Linked DNA regions of Homo sapiens: region 2 is linked to region 1. Evidence: chromatin contacts called from ENCODE Hi-C or POLR2A ChIA-PET data. All regions are on one chromosome and are shown on one strand. Each heading gives the region's core, a stretch centred on a gene start or an enhancer-like site at or near the end of the contact. The rest is flanking DNA. Distances are from core to core; before and after follow the strand shown. Region 1 overlaps TNFRSF19 (TNF receptor superfamily member 19). Region 2 has its middle 130 kb from the start of TNFRSF19.

Evidence for each region. A loop is a pair of places that touch in the nucleus more often than their neighbours do. ChIA-PET counts read pairs that join two places held with the same protein, here RNA polymerase II (POLR2A).
Region 2: a map of heart left ventricle shows a loop between it and region 1 (1.9-fold over the local background). The contact joins two enhancer-like sites. A Hi-C loop is called at or near these places in 3 of 168 maps with a recorded cell type or tissue (cardiac septum, heart left ventricle and vagina). POLR2A ChIA-PET finds 5 or more read pairs at or near these places in 3 of 52 experiments (HepG2, PC-9 and activated naive CD4-positive, alpha-beta T cell).

What each region holds. Positions count from the first base shown.
Region 1 is chr13:23,651,356-23,656,367 of GRCh38, reverse strand. All of the region lies in intron 5 of TNFRSF19 (TNF receptor superfamily member 19), which reads right to left. Among named protein-coding and RNA genes, the nearest start is that of TNFRSF19, 83 kb to the right of the region's middle. RefSeq lists enhancers at 1,573-1,712, 1,953-2,454. Within about 2 kb of position 2,132, at least 5 of the 41 ENCODE cell types and tissues checked have a DNase peak (open chromatin) inside an H3K27ac peak, as active enhancers do.
Region 2 is chr13:23,694,069-23,699,081 of GRCh38, reverse strand. No RefSeq gene overlaps it. Among named protein-coding and RNA genes, the nearest start is that of TNFRSF19, 130 kb to the right of the region's middle. RefSeq lists an enhancer at 2,765-3,338. Within about 2 kb of position 3,106, at least 6 of the 41 ENCODE cell types and tissues checked have a DNase peak (open chromatin) inside an H3K27ac peak, as active enhancers do.

The DNA of each region.
Region 1 (5,012 bases), core at 883-3,382:
CCCAAAAGTGGAGATTTTCTTCTTAATTTGGTGGTTTGTAACTCAGGATTTATGTTCTCTAAACGTGTCTTGTTAACACATATCTAATACTATAGGGCACAATACTGTAATGTCAATGATATATAGTTGCCACAGTAATATCAATTTTAAAGGAAAAGTACATCCAATATGCCCCTTCTCCACACATTTCCCCAGGCAGTGACATCTAAAGATGAACAAGAAAAATATACAAGTTTTACTTCTTGATTTTTGACACCTATATAACAACAGGCATCTTATTGATCCAAACACCCTCAGAGAGTGCTCATGGGAAGTAGGGCTCTGGAAACTGCCTTCTTGATTCTTGTTTATATGTATGAGTTTATGGTAACACTCAGAGCAAACATTCTTTTTTTCTAGGAAATGGGTTCGTCATTTTTAGTTCATCATTTTTAGCTTTGTCACATATAGCAATGCAGACATAAATAGGAGATTGAACTGAATATCATTTGATTTTAGAACAGCTCTAGAAACTAATTCTTTTTAGTTTCTAGTAAAAAAACTATTTTCTTATAATTCTTTATGACTTGAGCAGCAAAAAACAAAAACAAAAACAAAAACAAAACAAAACCAAAAATAAGGGGGGGGGGCAGATTTATACTAGCTATATAAAGTGGCTTCCACTCTATAAAGTTTTTGTTAATTGAGATATTGCTGATAATTCCTAAGAAAAGAACTTATCTACGCTAAAGGAAAAGGTATTGTTTTGCTAACCTGTGGCAATGATACTGAGATGAAAGATTCTTTCCACTCACATGCCTTGACTAAATGCCCCATTCTAGTTCACTAAGCAGACTGAATGCCAGCCAGGAATTCTGCCCGTATCTTATTAGGATTCCGAAAGTACTTCTGAAGAAGTGGAAATAGGAAGGTCCACATGCCTTGGAAAGTTTTTAACTTTTCTGGAATACAAAATATTTCTTACTCTAACCAATTAAGTTATTAAATTCCACCATAATGTTAGCACTACCCTTTAGCAATTTACTTCAGAGCAAGGATTGTTTTCTTTCAGCTTAAATTTTACCTACATTACATGGGTTCACTTTTATATTATGCATCTCCTTAGGAGTTCAACTCAACTGAACAATTATGTCCTGAGTGTCTATTACGAGTACGACATCCTACAAGGCATTAAAAAAGTTTGAGGAAAATCTGAATAGAAGAAAAGGAAATGGAGGTCTCCAGCAAAATCTGCCAAGTGTTTTTATAAAGTCCCATCTGAACTTCTTTGGAGTAGACCAAGGTGCAGAAATCCATATCCTCTCCCCACATTGCATCCCCTAAAGAGCTTCAAGCATAGCTGGAAAGCCTTGAAACACATCTATTGGAGAGACTTGTCACACTGGACAAAGGCAAGAGCAACTTCTCAGATGCTGCAAATGAGGAACCTATTTGCAAGCCACAGAGGTGGCTAAAACATGGACACTAGCTTCTGTAGACACAGCTTCTAACACACCTTCAGTGCCTCACCCTCCTCACTAGGTAAAGTGGTGAGCGTTCATTGATGAGCTTCATTTGATACCCAAGAAAATCAAGACCTTGAGTCACATGCTCAAGGTTACACAGCAAAGCAGAGGCAGCTTGAAAACTGGATTCAGGCCTTCTGAGCCCCTCTAGTAGACCGCACTGCTCCACAGATGCAGGTAGCTTCTGAGATCAAAACATTCTGTTGGGTAATGATAACCAAAGTACAGCTCATGTTTGTTTATGTAAGGGCCCTGCTCATTTCTGTGGGGAGAACTCAGCCAGGCCACAGAGCAGTCACAGGGCTTTCCAGACTGCAGAGCTGCCCCAGTGTGCATGGCAGCTGGTTCCGCAGGAGTTCACCTGCCCACAGAGATGTTCGGGGTCCTCCGCCTTCCCATTGGTCTTGGTGTCTGCATGACGGGCCACTGTGATCAGACGTGGGGGCAGTAAGCATGCTGAGCAACGTCTGGGTGTCCTGGGGCAGGGGCGGGGGGCATTCTGTGGAGGTGACTGCATCTGGAAAGGGCCCAAGTAGGGAGGGAAATGGGAAAGGATGTGCACAGGCAGTCACAGCTGGACTCCGCCTGGGCTTGCCAGGCTCCCTCCTCTGCCTTCTACTGCTACTCCCTACTTGCTTAACCTCTCCAACTTCCTACTATGCAATGTTTAAAAACCTGCTCAACAAAACATCCTTCTTCCTGGAGAATTTTCCTAACAAAGGGCCCCATTCAGGCGGGGCTGCTTGGGAGGAAGGGAACTGTTGTCCAAAACCTGGCTCTTGCCACTTTCCACCCTGGCCACAAACAAGACTTTTTTTCACAGCTCTTAATCTCAGTTTCCTCCCTGGGCAAGCTCCTCACGCAGACACCAAGACCCACTGAGGCAGAAGGGCCTGAACATTCTATTAGGGCAGGTGAGCTCCTGCAGAACCAGCTGCCAGGCACACTCCAATAGATCTGCTGCCCAGAAAGTCCCATGGCCACTGTGGCCTGGCTGTGCTCTCCCTGCAGAAATGAGCATGGCATTTACATGAAAGATGAAGTAGGATACTTGATTTCACTACTCTGAAATTTTCTTTCCAGTCTGATCTGCTCTCTTGAACTTCAGAGTCATGCATCTCACAGCCTACTTGGCACCTCCACATGGATAAAGATGCATCTCAACTCACCATGTCCAAAGCACGTGCCCCCAACTACAAGCAAATCCCTCAACACACTCCCTGCCCCTCCCACAGATCTTCCTCACCTGTCAGTGCCTCTGTCCACAATGCTCCCCTAGACTGCCGCAAGGACTGCACCTCAGCTGCTGGAGTCCTTCCGCAATGTCACCACCTCAGTGAGGCTTCCCACCAATCTATTTACAATTGCAGTTTCTCCCCAGCACTTCCTACCCACTGCCCTGCTTTCTCTTCCTTCACAGCACTGACGATCATCTGACATTTTGTATACTTTACTTGTTTGGTTCACTGTCATTCTCTCCCAAGGTAGGAGTTGGAGATCCCACCCTGCTTCTCAAACACACCCACCAGGCTCGTCGTTAAGCTAGGTCCAGCAAGAAGCCACACTGCAGCTGAGCCTGACCATATCCAGGTTAGAGTCAGTGGGGACGAAAGTGGGCAGAAGGGGTGTGGGTTATGTGTGGGTCAGCTTCACTTAGGGAGCCATTGCTTGACCTAGACTTGCCCCTCACTGTGAGCTGGGAGGTGAATGCAGCAGCCAAGCCTTGATCCTCTGTGGGAAGCAGATGTCTAAGGCTGGCTTAGCACAGGGGGCAGGAAGCTGGGCTCTGAGACATCCTGACGCAGAGCTGCTTTCCCAGGCTGAACTGCTAAATACGAGACAGAGAAACTTCTATCTTACTTAGGCCACGATATTTCTGGGTCTCTTTGTTACAGCAGCTTAGTATTTATCCTAGCCAATTACATCTCCCACAGAAAGGACAGGGAGTTTTGCTTGTATTTTTAACATCTATAAGGGTTCCTGGCACACAGCTGGTGCCTGATAAATATGTGTTAAATGACGGAATGAATGAATGTCTATGAAATAAAAGGAAAAATCCCAAGTATTCCAGAAAGATGACTTAATGGGGACTTGTCCAATCAATAAGATGAGATTATGCCAATGATGTGTTCATTGGTTGTCTAATAACCTTCCACCTTGGGCTATGTCGCTAATGACAATGCAGATGGAAACAGCTGGAGCAAAGAACAGTTTTGTTTGCATGCACTTAGTTTTTGCAATTAATCAGGCCATGCATGAGAGAGCAAGGGTGGCTCAGATATATATCAATAGAGAATCCATGTAGACCATTGACCACATCCTTGGAATGAATATCAAACAAAAACTTAGCCTTCTCTAGTCCATTTTAAGTAGCGCTTCATGGAGTCATCACAGAAGGATCTTATTATATGCCAAATGTAATCTTAGTTAACAATCTATATAAAATGATGACTGATTTATAATGAATGCCCAAAGAAGAAAACGGGAAGACCTTCAGGAGGTGAACCACTTCTTCCAACACAAGTGCTTTGGTACCAATTTCAGGAACTATCAGGTGAGCTGGATAATGGGGACAGTTAAGCATTCACATCATTTTACCAAATTAGTCGTATTAATCTGACATTTTTACTTACTCCCAACAGTAGACAGAGGTATGGAGAAAACAGTGAGTGCCTAGAGAGCAGTTAACCACAGGAACCTATATTTGTCTTTTGTACAAAAGTTAGCTGAATTATCATCAACACCATCACAGCTACCATATAACCACAAGTGCAGGGGCCAGCCCCTACATACCCACTTTCTGGGCGCTGTAATAACCCTGTGCAGAAAGGATCTCATAGATGGAGAAGTTGATATGTATCTGTACATACTTTTTAATGCCAAACAACCATTAGGTGGCTGGATCTAGATCTGAGCTCAGGTTAGTTTGACTCTTAAAACTTATGCTTTTTTTTTTTTTTTTTTTTTTTAGCATGTTATGTTCTTTCCAACCATTTAGAGTAAAAAAAAAAAAAAAAAAAAAGACTATAGTGTGAAGGATTACTGGTTCAGATTCTGTATAGACCAGTATATTCTAGTTAATCAGCTAACACATACAATATAGCTTGACCTAATTTAAAACACAAGCATGACTTTACAAATCCAACCTGTTTTATCTAAACCCTAGATTAAGGAGGCTATTGAATTTTATTGCAGTAAAAAACAACATATGGCTTATAAACTTCATTTTATGTGTTATTTTAAAGCTCTATGTGGTATCATAAAATGAGCATTAAATAAATGTAGTAGGGAAGATCAAGTTGTAAATGAACTAATTATGCTTTCTGTCTGGGCTTCCACCTTTGAGATTTCATTAACGCCTTATGTTTTCATTAGAGAGTTTAGCACATGAAAATAACACATCTGGTTTCCTTCTGTATAACATATCACTCTGGCAACTCCAACATAATTGGAAATGCAAGCATTTTTACTTATTGGTGACTATGTTTTGACACATGCAATTCAATT
Region 2 (5,013 bases), core at 1,857-4,356, 42 kb before region 1:
CTTGGGTGATCAGGTGCATTGTCAGTGAGCAGTAGTAATTTGAAAGGAATCTTTCATTCTGAGCAATAGGTCTTAGCAGTGGGCTTAACATATTCAGTAAACCATGATGCAAAAATATATGCTGTCATTCAGGCTTTGTTTTTCCATCTCTAGAACACAGGCAGAGCAGATTTGGTATAATTCCTAAGGGCCCTAGGATTTTCAGAACGGTAATTGAGTATTGGTTTCAACTTAAAGTCACCAGCTTCATAAGCCTCTAACAAGAGAGTCAGCCTGTCCTTTGAATCTTTGAAGCCAGGCATTGACTTCTCTCTAGCTAAGAAAGTCCTAGCTGGGGCCGGGCACGGTGGCTCACGCCTGTAATCGCAGCACTTTGGGAGGCCGAGGCGGGCAGATCACGAGTCAGGAGATCAAGACCATCCTGGCCAACATGGTGAAACCCCGTCTCTACTAAAAATACAAAAAAATTAGCAAGGCATGGCGGTGCACACCTGTAGTCCCAGCTATTTGGGAGGCTGAGGCAGGAGAATTGCTTGAACCCGGGAGGCAGAGGGTGCAGTGAGCCAAGATCGTGCCACTGCACTCCAGCCTAGTGACAGAGCGAGACTGCATCTCAAAAAAAAAAAAAAAAAAAAGTCCTAGCTGGCATCTTCTTCCAATAGAAGGCTGTTTTTATCTACATTGAAAATCTGTTGTTTCATGAAACCACCTGCATCAATGCTCTTAGCTAGATCTTCTGGAAAACTTGCTGCAGCTTCGACATCAGTACTTTTTCCCTGCCTCACCTTGTACTTTTGTGTTAACAGAGCCAGGCTCTTTCCTTAAATCCCATGAACCAACATCTGTGAGCTTCACATTTTCTTCTTCAGCTTTCTCATGTCTCTGAGCCTTGACAGAATTGAAAAGAATTAGAGCTTTGCTCTGGGTTAGGCTTTGGCTTAAGGGACTGCTGTGGCTGGTTTGATCTTCTATCCGGACCACTCAAACTTTCTCCATATCAGCAATCAGCTTGTTTCACTTTCTTATCATTTGTGTGTTTACTGGAGTAGCACTTTTAATTTCCTTCAGGAACTTTCCCTTGCATTCACAACTTGGCTAATTGTTTCTCAAGAGGTCAAGCTTTTGGCCTATTTCAGCTTTTGACATGCCTTCCTCACTAAGTTTAATCATTTCTAGTTTTTTTATTTAAAGTGAGAGACATGTAACTCTTCCTTTCACTCAAACACTTAGAAGGCCAATACAGGGTTATTAAATGGCATAATTTCAATATTGTTGTGTCTCAGGGAATAGGGAGGCCTGAGGAGAGGGAGAGAGACAGGTAATAGCTGGTCCATGGAGCAATCAGGATAAATCACCATTTATTGCTTATAAATCACCATTTATTGCTTAATATATCACCATTTATTGCTTAAGTTCACCATCTTATATGGGGTTAGTTCATGGTGCTCCAAAATAGTTACAATAGTAACATCAAAGATTACTGATCACCTTAACAGGTATAATATCAAGGCTAGGAGTTTGAGGCTACTGTGAGCCATGATTACACCATTGCACTCCAGCCTGGACAAACTTGAAAGATCCCATCTCTACAAAAAGATAGGAAAATTGGCTGGGTATGGTGGCACACACCTGTAGTCTCAGCTCCTGGGACGCTGATGTAGGAGGATTGCTTGAGCCCAGGAGTTCAAGGCTGCAGTAAGCTATAATCACACCACTGGACTCCAGCCTGGGCCACAGATTGAGACTCTGTCTCTAAAAAACAAACAAACCAACAAATAAACAGATATAATGTTAATAATGAAAAAGTTTAAAACATAGTAAAAATTACTAAAATGTGACACAGAGACATGAAGTGAGCCTATACTGTTGGAAAAACAGCGCTGATGGACTTGCTTGATGCAGGGTCGCCACAAACCTTCAATTTATAAAACATGCAATATCTGCAAAGCGCAATAAAAGCGAGGTGTGGCCGTCAGGTCCGTCCCAACCCAGGTTTGCTCTATGCAGCCAGAACACCTCACCCTACCCCCACCCCCACGGACGCTCATACAGTTGGGTGGATTTTCCACCCCAATGCTATGAAAACAGAAAATCCACCCCATTCTCTTCTGGCCTTTTTATTTTTGAGGAAGAATGCTCTGCAGCATTGTAGCTCTGAGAAAGAGGGAGGATTCCAGTGTTCCCATGACTCAACGTGGAGGGTTCCCATTTCCATGCCTTTCTTCTTTCACTGCTGCTCCCAGCTCCCACCTCCTGAGCTGGGCATCAGGAATCTTTTGTGTGTAAAGCACAGGAAGGACCCAGCCCAACCACAAGTGACCGGCTGGCTTTCCTGTGATTCCCTGGGCCTCAAGGCCAGTGCATTACCAATGCCGTGGGGTCTTCAGTCCAGGGGGCCTCTCCAGCCTTCCCGATGCCTCTGCCGGGTGCTTCTGCTGTATTTAGAAAAGCATTTGGTTCCTCTGATTAGGTAATGTCTGGTAAGTTCCCAAGGAAGGTTTCATTCACATTTTCAAGTTAAGGTGAACTGAGATGCTTTAAACTCAGTGAAGCCAGAGGACTTGGGGCCCAATTCCGTCCTTGGGCAGGGGTGTGAGGGAGCTCCCGTGGGCAGGCTGTCCAGCATCAGTTTAGACCCCGTCCCAGTAAGCACGATGAGCGCTGTGAAATGAGAAGGGCAGGCTGGGCTGAGGGAGGGAAGAGCAAGAGGTAGGAAGGAAAGAATGTCTCAGCCCGCACCGCCCCTGGGCGGAGGCGCATGGTGCACCCCAGCCACTCTGTCGGCCAGCCCCTCCTTCTCTGGTAGTCCCCCGATCTCCCACTCAAATGAAGATCTGCTCTCCCTCCGAGCAGGCAGGCCTGATGCTTCCAGCCCGCTGGCGGGGAGGCCTGGCGTCTCGCCCTAGAGGGGCCCATGACGCGATGGGTGGGGCCCCATTTGAAATGAAAATGTGGGGTTCCTGTTCAAAAGAGTATTAAGAGTTCCGAGGGTGACGGCAGGCCGAGCAAGAGCCCAGAGGTGCTCTGAGCACAGGCCCTATGCCACTTCCTGCCGCACAGCCTGAGCCGCCCCAACCCCCGGGGGAGGCAGGTTTGTCAGCACTCGGCCTGGACTGAATCCGGATTAAATTGCGCTCTGCAGCACAGAGGCCCCGGTCAGGCGCCCGTGGGGGCACAGGCCTGCACCTGCTGCTGATATGCACTTCGAGAGCGGGCGGGCGCGGCCTTGCCAGAGGGCTCTGGGTTTGAATGAGGAAGCAGCGCGGCGGGGCGGCCTCTGCAGGAGAAGGTGCTGGCGGCAGGGAGGGGCGCGGACGCGGCCCAGCAGCTGGCAGGGACTTCACGGGAATATCGGCCGACAGCCCTCGAAGAAGCCACAGCAGGGAGGAAATTTTCCCTCTGCCCACTTCAGGCCAAGATGGCTGGTGTCGGATGAATGCCCCGGGGTCACCTGCTGAAAAGAAAAAAACCCAATGCCCAGTCTAATCGCGCGCGCAGGGGCTCCGGGCCCTCCCGAACCCTGGCAGCCCCGCAGGGCCCTTTGTGCCCGCGGCGTGTGGAGCGCGGAGTCTCCGGGAAAAGCCCCCCCTTAGGCAATCCGGGCCATTTCCGAGGCGAAGGCTGTGGCCGGCGAGGTGCTGGCTGTCTCTGAGCCGGCGCTCCAAGGCCGACACCCCTACCTGGAGAGGGCCCTGGGCGCCCGCCGGCTGGGGACCCGGCGGGCAAGGCTCACAGGAATTCCCGCCCAGGCCTTTCTGGAGGGGGCTCAGGAGCCAAGCCTGGAGTGTCCCCAGCTGACTTTCCCTGGATGCCTCCCCAGGTGGTCCTGCCACGACAACAATCAAATGAAAACTCAAACAAAAACACCAAACCCCTTTTATTTCCTGCAAGCATTAGCGCATGTCTTTCCAAAAGGCTTGGCCTGCGATCCTGTAGGCATGGAGGCCCAGGGGTGCGTTCTCAGCCGGCGGGGCCCCTCCTAGGGGCCTGCCCTTTCCTTACCCTCCAGCCAGTGTCTCCCGACCCCGGCTCAGCAACTTCCCAAGTGGGCCGCCAAATTGCACAATGTCATATGTCCATTCCTTCATCATCTTCCCTGTTAGGCACATCCTATGTCCTCTTAATATACATTAAGGCCGGGCGCGGTGGCTCACGCCTGTAATCCCAGCACTTTGGGAGGCCGAGGCAGGCGGATCACGAGGTCAGGAGATTGAGACCATCCTGGCTAACACGGTGAAACCCCGTCTCTATTAAAAATACAAAAAATTAGCCGGGCATGGTGGCGGGCGCCTGTAGTCCCAGCTACTCGGGAGGCTGAGGCAGGAGAATGGCGTGAACCCGGGAGGCGGAGCTTGCAGTGAGCCGAGATCGCGCCACTGCACTCCAGCCTGGGCGACAGAGCAAGACTCCGTCTCAAAAAAACAAAACAAAACAAAACAAAATGTGTATATATATATATATATATACACACACATTAAAGATATGGGAAACAGATACCTATAAAATCACACCTGAGATGAAATAGATAGTAACATTTTTCCATAGTTGTTTTAGAGGTTTTTTTAAATAAAAACATTACAATTTCAGCCACTCCCCACCTCAACCCTCAACCCTTTACCCTACCTTTTCTTGGCAACTAAATCTATCCACCATCTCAGTAGCTTCTTTTTTCTTTTTCTCATCAATAATGATACCAATCCTTTTTTGGTTATGTCCTTTGTAAATATCTTCTCCCTGTTTGTGGCTTAACTTATTAATTGATACATGGTGACTCTTTTGATAGACAAGTATTAAATTTGAATGTAGTCAAATATGTTCATTTCTTATAAACTGTTCATAAGCAGTTTATATTTTTAAAGTCAAATTAAAGAAAGCTTTCTCTACCCAAGGCCAAAAAAGATACTCTCCTCTATTTTATTCTAAAAGTTTCAAGCTTTGCTTTGAACATTTAGATCTTTAATTCACAGGGAATTTATTTTTGTGCATGGTGTGAGCTAGAACTCCAAGTTTATT